2 separate regions of the Homo sapiens genome follow, and region 1 is linked to region 2. Evidence: read pairs that join two places in POLR2A ChIA-PET (ENCODE). Cell type or tissue: OCI-LY7. All regions are shown on one strand. Each heading gives the region's core, and the rest is flanking DNA. Links, peaks and the distances in the headings are about the cores only.

Evidence for each region. ChIA-PET counts read pairs that join two places held together with the same protein. Peaks named below come from ENCODE experiments on the same cell type or tissue, not always from the same donor. Only the 100,000 strongest peaks of a DNase experiment are listed, where the experiment ranks them.
Region 1: POLR2A ChIA-PET joins it to region 2 with 16 read pairs; 4 of 35 experiments call an interaction of 5 or more read pairs at or near these places.

Annotation. Positions count from the first base shown.
Region 1 is chr5:173,221,389-173,229,720 of GRCh38, reverse strand. It overlaps the pseudogene RPL7AP33. Among named protein-coding and RNA genes, the nearest start is that of NKX2-5, 9.7 kb to the left of the region's middle. RefSeq lists an enhancer at 1-535. In OCI-LY7, for the core only: no CTCF peak of the experiment used is centred there; no DNase peak of the experiment used is centred there.
Region 2 is chr5:172,753,634-172,761,965 of GRCh38, reverse strand. It overlaps LOC101928093 (a long non-coding RNA gene), which reads right to left and starts at 6,463. Exons shown (of 4, transcript NR_161233.1): 1 at 6,267-6,463; 2 at 3,674-3,832; 3 at 2,813-2,875. In OCI-LY7, for the core only: no CTCF peak of the experiment used is centred there; no DNase peak of the experiment used is centred there.

The DNA.
Region 1 (8,332 bases), core at 232-8,231, 470 kb before region 2:
AGCTGTAGACGGCAGAACTCAAGGAGCCGGCAGGGACTGCCCTTGCCTGGCTGGGGCGAGGCTTTCCTGCGTGGATGCTGAGTCAGGGAGCGAGGACTCAGGCCGGGACAGGGTCAGAAGTATCCTAAAGTAACAACACCCCGTGTTTACATGGCGACCCCCACCCCAATTATATCGGTGATATTTGTTCTGTGTTCAGTTGCTAATTGTATAAACGACGCATTCAGGGTAAGAAAACTCAACCGGCTCAGAGAAAAGCAAAACAAAGGAGAAGTGTGGGGCGCCTCCGAGGTGGCAAAGCCAGCGGAGATGAGGGTGGCGCAGGCATGAGCTCTCCATGCCTAGGGCGCCAGGGAGGCACCTAGGGGACTCATTTTATTTTTAGTATTTTTTAAAATCGAACAAGAACACGCCGCAGTTAAAAAAAATGGAGATAAACAGCGATATTAAAAGGAAAAAATGGGGGAAGGAAGGTAGGTTTATTTAAAAAAGAAAGGGAAAAAAATTAGCTTGGTGGTTCCCGGCAAAGGCGAGCCGGGGCTGGGGGTCCCCAGCACGAGGCCACCGCCTCCCACCCGGCCCCCGCCGCACTGGCTCCGCCGTCCCTTCGTTTCCTTGGGTCATTCCCAGCCCGCAGGCACAGGTTCGGCCAAATCAGAATAGCTCCCGTCCTTTCATTTTGTTTAGATTTCACCTTAAGTCGACGCCACGGTGTGTATCTAAATACCTGTATTTTTAAAGGACGCGCGGAAGCCGCAGGTTTCACCGCTGACTCGGAAACATCACGCGGTCCCGCGCGGGAGTAGCACCGTCTTCCCCGCAGCGCCCGCCCCTCGCATCCTCCGGGAAGCATTCCGAGCTCAGGCCCAGCGCTTCTACGCCGCAGGCAACAGCCTTGTGGCCTCTAAGCCTTGCCGACTCCCCTACCAGGCTGAGCTCCTGGAGAAAGGGGCCTGTGGCCTGCCTTTAATTTATCACTCACAGAGTTTATCGCGTGCCAGGCACTGTTCTGAGCTCTTTACAAGTGAACCCATTGAATCCCTTTTTATACCTCTGGGTTATCGTGAGGAAACAGATGAAGGATTCATTTTAAACCCAGAAAGAAGGAGTACGTTGCCCAGGGTCACACAGCTGGTCAGTGTCAGAGCTTGGTTTCAAGCCCAGGCAGGCTGGTTCCAGAGCCCCAGTATGTAGCGTGGTCCCATCCCAGTTCAGGACTGGCAAAGAGTAGGCGCCAGGAAATGTTTGTCCATTAAAGAGTACAGACATGATATTAGCTAACAATTCCTGGATGATTTCTATGTGCCAGGCACAACAAATTACCAGAGAAGCACACTTATTATTCCCTTTGAGTCTGAGAGGAATCTCAGACGGGATGGTGGCAGCTGGGACTCCAGGGATGCAGCCCGGCCCTCTTGCTGCGACTCAGAGGAGAGCTCACCCCAGTGGTGAGCAGTGAAGAGACCCGAGGGCGAGACCCTCAGATCACCATGGGCTCCTCACCCTGCTGCAGCCCACAGCTGCGTGGAATAACAGTATGGATTATTGCCTAACATCTGTTGGTGCTTACTTTGTGCCAGGCCCAGGGCTAAATGCTTACCCTGCAAATCTCATTCTGTCATTTTCCAAGGAGGAAATTGAAACCCGGAGAAGTTAAAAACATCACCTACCTAAGGCCACTCCAGTAGTGTGGAGTGGGGAAGCTGGTGCTGGGATCCAGATGGTTCCAGAGAGCCCTAGCTCTTCAACCCACTCTCAGCAGCTCCCAAGCCTGCCCAAAGAGACAAACTGCCTGGAGGCCGGGACAAACCCAAACCCCTGCCTGCCCCAGCTGCCTTGAACTGGACTCCCCAGGGACAGGGCCTTCAAAACTGCATTGGTGTCCAGATGATTCTCATCATTTGGCAGGTTGGAGAACCGCAACCGCCACCAGCAGAGGCCCCAGACTGCACGGGCTCCAGTTCTTGAGGGCCTGCAAGAAACTGGAGTCAGATTTCCCCTCTCCAGGCCCTGCTCTTCTATCTCAGGGTCTCTGTGTGTTTGCTGTGATCCAATGGCTGAGGCACAAGCCAGGCAGCCCTGGGGACCCCGGGCAGGAAAGTGGAATGGTGGAGGCTGGGAGAGGGACTCTGGGACATGCCCGTCTCAGTCTGGACCCCAAAGCCATCCCTGTGGCTTGTGAAGCTCAGGTCCTGCCAGTGCTGCTTTGGAGAGAAGAGCAATTTGGGGGGAATATTCCGAGACAGTCCATTTCTTCTACCCAGATCCTAAACTCCACACCGGAGTCCTGCAGGAAGCAGACTAGGAGCAAACCAGCCTCCGTGGGGGCTTATAGTATGCCAGGCTCTCTGCGTGAGCTCACTGAAGCTTTGAAATCTGCTGTTCATTGTGGAGTCCATTTTACAGATGAAGAAAGTGAGCCTTAAAAGGGTTTTGTCAGGGCCGGGCGGGGTGGCTTACGCCGGTAATCCCAGCATTTCAGGAGGCAGAGGTAGGTGGATCACAACATCAGGAGATCGAGACCATCCTGGCTAACACGGTGAAACCCCATCTCTACTAAAAATACAAAAAATTAGCCGGGCGTGGTGGCGGGCGCAGTGGCAGGTGCCTGTAGTCCCAGCTACTCAGGAGGCTGAGGCAGGAGAATGGTGTGAACCCGGGAGGCGGAGCTTGCAGTGAGCCAAGATCATGCCACTGCACTCCAGCCTGGGCGACAGAGCAACACTCCGTCTCAAAAAAAAAAAAGGTTTTGTCGGGCCAGGCACAGTGGCTCATGCGTATAATTCCAGCACTTTTGGGGGCTGAGGCGAAGGATTGCTTGAGCCCAGGAGTTCAAGACCAGCTTGGGCAACACAGGGAGACCTTGTCTCTACAAAAAAAATCAAAAAATTAGCTGGGCATGGTGGTGCACGCCTGTGGTCCCAGCTACTCAGGAGGCTGAGGCAGGAGGATCGCTTGGGCCCAGGAGGTCGTGGCTGCAATGAGCTATGAGTGTTCTGCCGCACTCCAGCTGCACTCCAATCTGAGCAACAGAGTAAGACTTTGCCTCCAAAAAAAAAAAAATTTTTGTCACTTTCCCTATTCCTGCAGTTAGAAAGTAGCCAAGCCAAGTTCCATGACCAAATGCCCTTCTTTCCAGTATACCCTAAACTATCCTCACCTATCTTGAACTCCAGCTCAGCAGACGTCTTGAAATGGACTCATATTAGCCTCACAGCACTCACCTCACCCCCTGCCCCTGACTGGTTTTCTCTGCCTTCAGCTTTTCAGGTGAGATCTTTAAAATAAGTGGCTATAGGCTGAAAGTGCCTCCTGCAATTAACCAGTTTACCCAGGCCCTGGACCGCCAAACAGCTACTCAGCTGCTTAAACTGGCTCATAAGTACAGACCAGAGACAAAGCAAGTGAAGAAGCAGAGGCTTTTGTCCCAGGCCAAGAAGAAAGCTGCTGGCAAAGGGGACAGCCCCACTAAGAGACCATCTGTCCTTTGAGCAGGAGTTAACACCATCACCACTTTGGTAGAGAACAAGAAAGCTCAGCTGGTGGTGATTGCACACAACGTGGATCCCATCAAGCTGGTTGTCTCCCTGCCTGCACTGTGTCATAAAAGGGGGGTCCCTTACTGCATTATCAAGGGGAAGGCAAGACTGGGGCGTGTAGTCAGTCCACAGGAAGACCTGCACCACTGCCGCCTTCACACAGGTTAACTCAGAAGACAAAAGAGCTTTGGCTAAGCTGGTGGAAGCTATCAGGACCAATTACAACGACAAATATGATGAGATCCACCGTCACTGGGGAGGCAGTGTCCTGGGTCCCAAGTCTGTGGTTCACATCGCCAAGCTTGAAAAGGCAAAGGCTAAAGAACTTGCCACCAAACTGGGTTAAATGTACACTGTTAAGTTTTCTGTATATAAAAATAATTAAAACAATACAAATTTTCCTTCAAAAAATAAAATAAGTGGCTATATATGGAAAGGAGTCTGCATTTTCAATTAATGCAACCATTCATTATTCATTATTGTCCTTCTGTGGCCCTTCATAAATTCCCATGCAATCTCAGCAATAGGAAACATGTATTGCTAACAATGTTAGCTTAGCTTTCTCCTTACAAAAAATTGTTTTAGGGATGGGGTCTTGCTCTATTGTCCAGGTTGGGCTTCAACTACTAGACTCAAGCAATCCTCCCACCTCAGCCTCACAAATAGCTGGGACTACAGGTGCTCCGTCATGTGTAGCCTCTTCCTACAAATTAAAAAGAATAGCTTCCCCTTCCCCCAACTCCAGGCAAATTTGATGCTTAATTATCACCATATTTGTTCTCTCTGGTGCCTATTTTCACATCTTTCCATGATCCAGATTTCCTAACCACCTAGTGTAAACTCTTCAAAAGCCTTTCAAAAAGATTTGAGGCTTAAACAGTGTAAATAAATAGATGATGGTTTGAAATATCCCTAAATGTTTTCCAGATTCAGTGCACTCTCAATCAAAGTGCTAAGAGTGCATTTGTGTATTCTGTAACGTCACAGCTGAATGGAAATTTCACATGGAAGTGTAGAGATCTAAGAATAGCCAAGAAATTCTTTTTTTTTTTTTTTTTTTTTTTTTTTTTTGATGACAGGGTATCACTCTGTCACCCAGGCTGGAGTGCAGTGGTGCAATTATGGCTTACTGTGTCCTCGACTTCCTGGGCTCAAGCTATCTTCCCACCTAAGCCTCCTGAGTAACTGCCACCACAGACGCACACCACCATGCCCAGCTTATGTGTGTGTGTGTGTGTGTGTGTGTGTGTGTGTGTGTGTAGAGGTGGGTTTTCCCTATGTTGCCAGATTGGTCTTGAACTCCCGGGCTCAAGCAATCCTCCCACCTCAGCCCCCCAAACTATTGTGATTTCTGGTGTGAGCCACCGTGCCTAGAGTCCAGTCACACAGGCTGGAGTGCAGTGTCATGATCTTGGCTCACTGCAGCCTCAACCTCCTAGGCTCAGGTGATTCTCCCACCTCAGCCTCCCAAGTAGCTGGGACTACAGCTGCATACCACCATGCCTGGCTAATTTTTTGCATTTTTAGTAGAGATGAGGTTTCAGCATGTTTCCCAGGCCGGTCTCAAACTACTGGACTCAAGCAATCCATCTGCCTCAGTCTCCCAAAGTGCTGGGATTATAGGCATGTGCCACTGCACCCAGCCCCAAGACATTCTTAAATAAAGAAATAAGGAAAATGAGGTGGGGGGTTCTTTCCTATCAGTTAGCAAGGCTTGTAAAGCTATGGTAGTTAACACTGTGATACTGACACAAGGGCAGAAACATAGATCAATGAGAGAGAACAGAGTGCCTAGAATCAGAAGTATACATATACAATCCATGAAAGGGTTAGTTTTGTTTTGGGGGAAGTGAGATTTGGTTTTTTAATTAAAAGAAGTTTTTTTGAGACAGCGTCTTGCTCTGTCACCCAGGCTGGAGTGCAATGGCACGATCGCAGCTCACTGCAGTCTTTACCTACCAGACTCAATTGATCCTCCTGCCTCAGCCTCCCAAGTAGCTAGGACTACAGGCGCGCCACCACGCCCAGCTAGTTTTGTTGTTGTTGTTGCTTATTGTTATTGTTGTTGTTTGCAGAGACAGGGTTTTACCACATTGCCCAGGCTGGTCTTGAACTCCTGGGCTCAAAGGATCCTCCCACCTTGGCCTCCCAAAGTTCTGGGATTACAGGCATGAGCCACCACACCTGGCCCAGAGGTATTTTTGAAGTTCAGTGGGGAAAGGGTGAACTTTTCTATAAGTGGTTCTCCATAAGATTTAGAAAAAAAAGAGAGAGAGAGAACATCATTCACAAAATCAGATCAAGGTTAATTAAAGGCCCACCTATGAAAAGCAAAACTATGTAACACTTAAAAGACAACATAGAAAAATATTTTATGACCTTATGTTAGGAAAAGATTACTGAAACATGACTCCAAAAAGCACAAACCTTAAAGGAACAGCTGGACTACATTAAAATTAAAAATCTACGCTTAAGCCCAGGAGTTAAACCCATACTCCCCAAGACACCACACATAGAGTGAAAAGGCAAGTCAAGCCACAAAATAGAAGATATTTGCAATATATATAGCCAACAAAGCATTAGTACCAGAATATATCGTGAAATCCTAACACTTCCTGGCCACTGCACTCCAGCCTCTCTGACTTCCTTACTGTTATTCCGACAAGCCTGGCAATTCCTGCCTCAGAGTCTTTGCACTGGCTGTTCCCTTTGCTTGGACTGTCCTTCCCCCAGAATGTCTGCCTGGTGAATTCTTCATCTGCTTCCAGTCTTTACCTAAATGTCACCTTATCATGAGCCCCTTTCTGAGTACCCTATTTTAATTTGCACTCCTATGCACATACTCCTGGTAGCCCTACCTTGCTCTGATGTGTTTTTTTTCCATTAGACTTTATCATATCTAACATATTCTTTTGTTGAATGATGTATATCCCAAGCACCAGAAAGAGGGCCTGGCACTTGTAGGAGCTTAGAAAAAAATGATGCTGAATAAACAAATGAAGACAAATTACCGAAAGGGGGAAAATGGGCAGGAGAAATGAACAGGGATTTCAAGGAAAAGGAAGTACAAATGGCCCCAAAATATATAAAAAAATATACTCTGTTTATTACTTAGAAAAACAAAAAGTCATGATGAGACAATACACTTCATATAACAGATTGGCAAAAATTAGAATTGGGATAGAGTAGGCATCAGTGGGAATTCTTCTGGTAGGGGTGTAACTGAGGACAAAGACTTTAGAAGCCAGTTTGGCACAACTTAGTAAATTTGAATACGAGCCTACCCAAGATCCAGCAATTCCTCTTCTAGGAATATACACCAGGGATAGTCTTGTATATGGGTACCTAGAGACATAAGTAATGAAGTTCAAAACAGCCTTGAGTGTAAGGGTATGTCCTTGAAACCACCAAATTGCCTATCAACAGTTGGACAGAGTTATAATTAAGTTGTAGAAAATTCACAGAGTGGAATATTATACAGCAGTGAAAATGAAAGTGCCACAGCCACACTCAACAACATGAATCAATCTCAAAGATGAATCAATGCTCTAAGGTGAGCAAAAGAAGCAAGTCACTGAAGAATATAAACAATGTGATTTATTTTACATAATAGTCAAAATAGGCAAAACAAAATGATGTTTTAGTTAGGGATGTGCACCTGGATTTCAAAACTATAAAGAAAAACGAGGGAATGATTAACTCAAAATTCAGATAGTGGTTGCCTCTGGGGGAGAGAAAGAAAATGCAATGGGAAGGAGATTTCAATAGGAGCTGTGGGGCACGTTATTGTCTATGTCTTGGTCTGGGTGATGGGTACTCGTTCATTTTATTATTCTTTAAGCTATATATGTACATGCTCTTTATTTTTATTTTACTATTTAACTTTTAATTGAGGTAAAACTTACAGTAAAGTGCATAAGTCTTAAGTGTTCAGCTCCACCTAATTTTACAAACTATAATACTCTTTTGTTTATGTATGTAGCATACTGTATTTTACAATTTTTTTTGAGATGGAGTTTCGCTTTTGCTGCCCAGGCTGGAGTGCAATGGCATTATCTCAGCTCATCGCAACCTCCACCTCCTGGGTTCAAATTATTCTCCTGCCTCAACCTCCCGAGTAGCTGGGATTACAGGTATGCGCCACCACACCCGGCTAATTTCTGTATTTTTAGTAGAGACGGGGTTTCTCCATATTGGTAAGGCTGGTTTCAAACTCCTGGCCTCAGGTGATTCGCCCGCCTCCGCCTCCCAAAGTGCTGGGATTACAGGCATGAGCCACCATGCCTGGCCGTATTTCACAATTTTAACATGCACTTCCAAAATTAATCATGGACTTTCACTACTTCACTTAGAATCAGAAGGCTCCACTTAAGATATATACATGCACGCATACATACATATATATATATGTACACACACACACACACACACACACACATATATATAAACATTTTAAACAAGGTCTTGCTGCCACCCAGGCTGGAATGCAGTGGTGCAATCATAGCTCACTGCAGCTTCAAACTCGTGGGCACAAGCAATCCTATGTCAGCCTCCTGAGTAGCTACTACTACAGGTGCTTACCACCACACCAGCTAATTTTTAAATTTTTGTAGAGATGAGATCTCGCTTTGTTGCCCAGGCTGGTCTAGAACTCCTGAGCCCAAGCGATCTGCCCGCCTCGGCCTCCCAAAGTGCTGGGAGTACAGGAATGAGCAGCAATATAACATTGTCAGAAAAAATTATGACCCTTGTGCCTAAACAACTCATAATTCATTTTTCTCCCTTTCAAAAGT
Region 2 (8,332 bases), core at 136-8,135:
AGATCACCTGAGTTCAGGAGATCGAGACCAGCCCGACCAACATGGTGAAACCCTGTCTCCACCAAAAATACAAAATTAGCCAGGCATGGTGGCGCATGCCTGTAATCCCAGCTACTTGGGAGGCTGAGGCAGGAGAATCACTTAAACCTGGGAGGCGGAGGTTGCAGTGAGCCGAGATTGCGCCATTACACTCCAGCCTCGGCAACAAGAGTGAAACTCCATCTCCAAAAAAAAAAAAAAAAAAAAGTATTTGCTTCACTTCACATGGTAGCTGTCAAGATGAAATGAAATAGTATATATAAAATGTTTTGCACAGTGCCTGACACATAGTAAAGAATAAATGTTAGCTATTTTAACCATCATTGTCATTATCTTCATCATTATAAGGGAAATATGAAAAAAGGAAACAAACTCATATCTCTAGCCTAGACCTCTCCCCTAACTGCAGACTTGAATAGCCAGTAGCTTCCTTGACATTTCCATTTGTTTGTCAAATAGACTCTCAAATTTGGCAATTCCAAAAACAAACCTTTGCGTCACCCAAAACCAGCTCCTTCTGTAGTCTTCCCACCTTTGTTAATAGCAACTTCATTCTTCCATTAGTTCAGGTCAAAAACTTTGGAGACACCCTTGACTCCTCCCTTTCCCTCATAACCTATATTTAATTCAATGGCAAATTGAGACAGGTCCACTTTCAAACACATCCATTTCCCAAATATATCACTTCTCATCATTTCCAAAACTACTTCTCTGAGCTAGGCATGGTGACTCATGCCTGTAACCCTAGCACTTTAGGAGGCCGTGGCAGGAGGATCACTTGATGCCAGGAGTTTGAGACCAAACCTACCTCTCCGGTTCAGCCACCATCATATATTGCCTAAAGTGTTGCAGCCTCCAAGCTGGCTTCCTTGCCTCAGCACAGCCCCTCTATGTCTATTTTCAACCAGCAGGCAAAGCTATCCTTTTAGTGTTGCATTTAGGGCATTAGCTTCTGAGAACAAATTCTAGTTTCTAATTCCCTACAAATGTTTTTATCTTCATTATTGAAGATTTTTTTTTTTTTTTTTTTAGATGGAGTCTCTCTGTCACCCAGGCTGGAGTGCAGTGGTGTGATCTTGGCTCACTGCAACCTCCATCCCCCTGGATTCAAGCGATTCTCCTGCCTCAGGCTCCTGATTAGCTGGGATTACAGGTGTCTGCCACACTGCCCGGCTAATTTTTGTATTTTTAGTGGAGACAGGGGTTCACCATGTTGGCCAGGGTGGTCTCGAACTCCTGACCTCAGGTGATCCACCTGCCTTGGCCTCCCAAAGTGTTGGGATTACAGGCGTGAGCCACTGTGCCCGGCCTCATTATTGAAGAATTTTTCCTGGGTAAAGAATTCAAGTTTTGACCTTATTTAATCACTTTGAAGATACAATCCATTGTCTTCTGACTTGTTACGTCTGCTGAGAAGTCAGCTAACTGCCTTGTTGTCCCTCTGAGGGTGATCTGTCTTTTTTCTCTGCTTTAGGAATTTCTCTTTGTTTTTGACTTTTAGCAGTTTTATTTATAATATGCCTATAGTTTTTTTTTTCCTGTTTATATTGCTTGTGATTCATGGGGTTTTTGAATCTGTGGTTTGATGCCTTTCATTTGCCTTGGATAATTCTCAGTTATTATTTCTCCTTTCATTTGCCTTGGATAAATCTCAGTTATTATTTCTCCATTTATATACTTTAGCATATTAAACAGAATTAATGTGTGTAACCAATAACTATCTGGATCCTTGTGTTTATTTCTGTTGCCTATTTTTTCTCTTGATTTTTGATTATGTTTCATTTTCTCATATTTTTGGTTGTCAGGCATTGTATATGAAAAATTTTAGAGATCATTTGAAGCTTAAGATAATGTTATTTTCCATTTGTAGGAGGTGTCTAGGGGTGTTAGGAACCCCACATCACCTTAATCCAAGCAGAGATTGAGATGAGTTGAGATGACTTGAAGCTGGGCTTTAGATCCTGTTATGACTGGTTCATTCTTAGTCCATTGGTGTATCCCTTTGGAGTTTCAACTAAAAGCTTGGTGAATCTACCAGACCCTCCAGCCTGGATTTTTTTTTTTTTTTGGGTAATACTCCCAAAAGTATGGGGGTGTGCCAGGATCTCCCTTGGTGTGCCCTGAGCTTTAACTTTCATCCCATTAGATCCATGAGTCTTTTAAAAGTTCCACTCAACTTCTCAGCCTTTGATCCTTTTATTTCAGAATTGGCAGATACCCTTTGGGGAAAAGAGGTCCCAAGGGCTGTGTTCATCCCTCTGACCGACCTTCCTTCCTTCCTTCCTTCCCTTTCCTCCCTCTCTTCCTCCCTCCCTCCCTCCCTCCCTCCTTTCTTTCTCTCTCTCTCTTTCTCTCTTTCTTTCTTCTTTCTTTCTTTCATCTTGAGGCACAGTTTCACTCTTGTTGCCCAGGCTAGAGTGCAATGGTGCGATCTCGGCTCACTGCAACCTCCACCTCCCGGGTGCAAGCCATTCTCCTGCTTCAGCCTCCCGAGTAGCTAGGACTACAGGCATGCACCACTGCGCCCGGCTAATTTTGTATTTTTAGTACAGACAGGGTTTCTCCATGTTAGTCAGGCTGGTTTCGAACTCCTGAACTCAGGAGATCCACCCGCCTCGGCCTCCCAATGTGCTGGGATTACAGGTATGAGCTACTGGGCCCAGCTCATCCCTCTGACTTTTCTTTTCCCAGGTCTTGGTCCCAAAGTTCCTCACTGCCTTTTAGTGTCATAATGCCTTTAAACGAAAATATGTTAATATTTTGTCCAACTTACCTTGTCCTCACCAGTAGAATTGTTCTGAATTCCGTGCTCTGCCATGACTAGAAGGGAGTCGGGCTTTTAAAAATCCAGAGGGAAACTTTTAGCATATCAGATAATTTTTCTCCTCTATTCAAACCCTCTCATGGCTCCCATCTCACTCAGGCTAAAAGACACATCCTAACAAAGGCTACAAGACCTGATACTATCTTGCTGCACATCTCTGACCGCATCTTTGCCACTCTCCTCCCTCATTCGTCTCTTCTAGCCAGCCTGGCCTCATTGCTTTATCTAGCGCTGGCAACGTTCACTCCTGCACTGGGCCCCATGCTCTTCTTTCTGCCTGGACCTTGGCCATCCTGCCCTTAGAACAGTGCTTGGCGTGCAGGGGAGTGCTCAATGAATGTGATGGATAAGTGAAAGATCTTTGCAGGCTGCGGACAATTCCCTTCCCTCCTGGGTGGGTCCTGGGTCCAAGCTAGGCGGAAGTGATTCTTTGCTGCTCGACCAGCCTCTTTCCCTTCCTCATGAAGCAGTTTCCCTTGGAGACCTTCCCATAACACACAGTGGTGTGCAGATGAAATAAAGTGTGTGAAAGCGCTTTGTAAGCAGGAAGCCACACGAGGGTCCTGGCTATTCAAGACCGGGGCCATCCTGGGGCTCAGCTTCTGGGGTCAGGGCTTTGGGTCTAGAAAGATAATGGGAAAATCTACTTCGGGGACTCCACTCTGAGCCCTGTCCTCCTACCACTTCCCCCATATTTCCTCCCTCCCGTCCGAAGGAGAATTCCCCATGGCGTGTGCCTCCAACGAAGAGAAGAGGGCAGTGAGTGATTCATGGGGAAATCTGTAGGGCTGCTCGGGGCTTATGACTCACAGCTTCTCCTCCAATAGGAAGATTCAACATCTATGCTGAGTCTCCTGGAAATCTCTTTCGTCAAGGCCTCTAGTGACCGCTGGGGATTCTTCTCGGGACTCCCGCAGAGCTCTCAACAGCCACCTTCCTGGCACTTGTCACTGCGTAGTTGTGTGTCTCCTGCCCAATAAATACATACGGAAAGGAAGAAGGAAGACAGGCAAGGATGGAGGGAGGCAGGGGAGAGGGTCTTGGCCTCCCTCACCTGACTGTGAGCCACCTGAGGGCAAGATTGTGCCTTTTTCATTTCTGTGTCCCCAGCCCCCACTGCAGGGCTAGGCACATTGTTGAGGAAGTGAATGATTGAATACATGAAGGAACACTTTGTGGGCGAGGGACCTCCTTCTAGGATATGACCAGCCTGGAAGAGCCTCAAGGCAGTGGCAGCGTTTGGGGTCCTGCTGTGGGTGTTGCTAGGGAGGCTTTGGAAGACAGTTCTGGTGGAGACACATGCTCTAGCTCCCGCCCACAGTTCAGTCAGGGAACCAACCATACTGAGCTATTAGTAGTGCCGGGCCCTGCATGGGACGCTGGGTGCACAGGGATGGGAGAGACACGGTTTCTGACCTCAGGCTCTCCTGGCAAGTGGTGGAGACTGATGCATTGGCCCATGATTTTGCCACAGTGATCTGGGGGCTGTAGGTGAGGTGCGGGCAGAGCAAGGGGGTGGAGAAATGCAGGGAAGAGTGGGCAGAGGAGAGAACAATACAGGAAGGCTTCCTGGAAGAGGTGACCCTTGAGCCCTAGAAGGCTGAGCACGTGGCACAGGAAGGACTCCCATCTCAAGTGTCGAGGGATGACCTGATGCCAATTTATTGCTGTTCCATAGATTTTATAAGAGGAATAAAGGCCTCAGGACTTGTTCCAGGCCCAACCTTCTTCCCTAGAACTGAATTCCCAAGAGCCCTCATGAGGGTCCCTGCCCTTATGCTGCTATTTTACGCAAAAAGGATCAGAGCCCCGTGTCCCCTGCGGTGGGTGTTTCAGAGTGTGGGCACCGGGCTGCTCTGAAGCCAAGGAAATGACCAGCCGGGAAGAAGGACTGGAAAGCACTAGCCTGTCCGCTGGCCCCAGCTTCCCTCAATGTCATCATCGGATGAGCAGTTTAGGCTGTTCTCCCTTCACCATGAGCCAGAGGAAGGGTCTGTTGTAGGTTTCACTGGCCACTCTCCTTCGTCGTGTCCTCATCATCATCAATGACTTAAGACTTTCTGAGCCATAGCCAAAGACTTCAGGCAGCAGCTTTGTGTTCTAGCCCCAAGTGTAGCATTTCCTTGCTGTGTGACTCTCAGCAAGTTACATCACCTCTCTGGGCTTCAGATTCCTACTTATCTGCTTTATTTTTTGAGACAGGTCTCACCCAGTATTTGCTTTACATATGTGACTGATTTAGTACATCCATCTAGCCTGCTTGGTGGGCTTATTATTATTGCCACGTTTAGCAAACCATTGATAGAGTTTGGATGTTTTGTCCCCTCCAAATCTCACCTTGAAATGTGACCTCCAGTATTGGAGGTGGGGACTAGTGGGAGGTGTTTGGGCCATGGGGGTGGGTTCGTCCCTCATGAATGGCTTGGTGCTGTCCTCGGGGTAATGAGTGAGTTCTTTTTTTTTTTTTTGAGACAGAGTCTCGCTCTGTCACCCAGGCTGGACAGTGCAATGGCTTGATCTCGGCTCACTGCAAACTCCGCCTACTGGGTTCAAGTGATTCTCCTGCCCCAGCCTCCTGAGTAGCTGGGATTACAGGCACCCACCACCACATCGGGCTAATTTTTGTATTTTTAGTAGAGACAGGGTTTCACCATGTTGGCCAAGCTGGTCTTGAACTCCTAACCTCAAGTGATCCGCCTGCCTCGGCCTCCCAAAGTGCTGGGATTACAGGCATGAGCCACTGTGCCCAGCCAAGTGAGTTCTGACTACGAGTTCACGTGTGATCTGGCTGTTTATTTATTTATTTATATATTTTTTAAGATGGAGTCTCACTCTATTGCCCAGGCTGGAGTGCAGTGGCATGATCTCGGCTCACTGCAATCTCTGCCTCCTGGGTTCTAGCAATTCTCCTGCCTCAGCCTCTCCAGTAGCTGGGATTATAGGCAACTGCCACCATGCCAGGCTAATTTTTGTATATTTAGTACCGACGGGATTTCACCATGTTGGCCAGGCTGGTCTTGAACTCCTGACCCCAAGTGATCTGCCTGCCTTGGCCTCCTTAAGTGCTGGGATTATAGGTATGAGCCACTGCACCTGCCGAGATCTGGCTATTTAAAAGAGCCTGGCCCTTCCTCCCTCTCCCTCTTGTACCCTCTCACCATTTGATACACAGGCTCCTTCCTTTAGCTTCCACCATGACTAGAAGCTTCCAGAGGACTCACCAGAAGCTGAGCAGATGCTGGCACCATGCTGCCTGTACAGCCTGCAGAGCTGTGGGCCAAATAAACCTCTTTTCTTTATAAATTACCCAGTCTTGGGTATCCCTTTATAGCAATGCAAAACAAACTAATACACCATGTCACCTGGAGGGAGTAGCTGAGGCCTGGAGAAGGAGAGGACTTACCCACAGCTCAGGTTTAACACAGTGTGTGGTCCAAGACCTAAGCCTGGCAGGGCCTTCCACTGTACCAGGCAAGACAAGGGTGAATCCCACCCTCACTCAGGGGCCTAACATCCCCTTTAAGGTTGGGGAAAGTAGGAAGTACCAAGGATGGCACTAAATGAGAAGCTCCCCCAAGGACTCCTAGAATAAAGGTTCATGTGTCCTGTGTCCTCAGCACTTGATAGACCACTTACAGACCATTGTGACAGACCATTGTGATGCTGACTATGTAGAGATTCACAGACCACTGTGACACTGACTATGTAGAGCAGAAAGGCTGGTTGTTCCCCAGGCTCTAGTCTTCCTTAGTAATAGGCTTTTGGCCAGGTATATGTCCACATTCCCCAGCCTCTCTTACAGCCAGACATAGCTGTTTGAATGTCAAACCTAATGTGTGTGCAACTTCCAGGGAGTGTCCTTAAAGAGAGGGCTGATACATTTCTTCCCTGTTTTGTCCTTCCTGTGGTCTGGAATACAGAGTGATGGCTGGAGCTGAGGCAGCCATTTTTAGCCATGAAGTGATGTCGGGAATGACGGCAGAGCAGAAAGACAGAGGGAGTCTCCTTCCCTTAGGACTGTTGAGGGGCAATTCTCCATGGCATTCTTATACCTCTTGTGACACCTTTTGCGTGGAACCATCTTTTCAGGATGTTTATATGACAAATAGCCTGGGGGAGCAGGAATAGTGTCTCACTCTGGAGCAGAGGACAGATTTATTTCCTGACCAGGATTATAAAGATAATGCCTTTCTCCAGGTTGAATGTTGACCGGGTTCGTTAGCAGCCTCTTATGCTTATAAGATTAGGAGTTTCCTAAGCTCAGTATATCTCAGCTCTGACATGAGCCCTGTGTGCACAGGATCCACCTGGGCCTCCTGCTCCAGCCCCATGGAACTTAGGAGGCAAGTAAACCAGAGCAAAGATAAAGCTTGAGCTGCCTACTGTGTTGTGAGTAATAAAGTCCTTTGTCTCTGACCTAAGAGTCCTGAGTCTTCTGCTGGCATCTGTGCAATTGTGGTAAGCTCGTTGTTAGTTTGCAAGTAGGAGAAAAGAAATCTCAGACCCTTCATATGTCTGACAAGGACTTCATGGAGCAGAGCACTATCATTAGCTCTGGTGCACTTTTTAAAGTTTTCCTTTTTCTAACTTCATTGAGATAATATTTATTTTAATAACTATATCTCACTTAAGCTTACAATTTAATATATTCTGACAGATTTATACAGTTTTGTATATTTTTAAATTTCAACAATTGTTTGCAGACTGTATTATACCTACCAATACATTCAAGATATGGAACATATCCGTGGTCAAAAATTCCTTTGTGCTCCTTCCCAATCAGTCCGTAACCTCCCCACCTTAGCCAACTAGCATTATGCTTTCTGTCACTGTAGACTAAAGTTGTGATTTCTAGAGTTTTCTATAAGTGGAATTATATAGTATTCCTTTATTGTGTCTATTTCAATTAGCATGCTTTTTGAGATTAATCCATGTTTTCGTGTGCATCATTGGCTCTTTTTAAAAAAATTTTTTCAATGGACTCCATTTCTTAGAGCAGTTTTAGGCTCATGGCAAAATTGAGCAGAAGGTACAGAGATTTCGCATATACTCCCGTCCTCACATACACATAGACTTCTCCACTGTCAACATTCCCCACCAGAGCGAGTGGTGCATTTGTTACAGTCTGTTAACGACACTGACACATCAGTATCACCCAAAGTCCATAGTTTACATTAGGATTCGCCCTTGGTATTGGACATTCTGTGGGTTTGGACAAATGTCTAGTGATAGGTATCCCCAATTGTAGTATCGTACAGAGGAGTTTCACTGCCTTCAAAATCCTCTATACTCTGCGTATTCAGCCCTCCCTCCCCATAACTCCTGGCAACCACTGATCTTTTCACTGTCTCCGTAGTTTTGCCTTTTTCAGAATGTCATATGGTATGTAGCCTTTTCAGATCAATGTGTTTCACTTAGTAATATGCATTTGAGATTCATCCATGTCTCTTCTATGGCTTTGATAGCTCA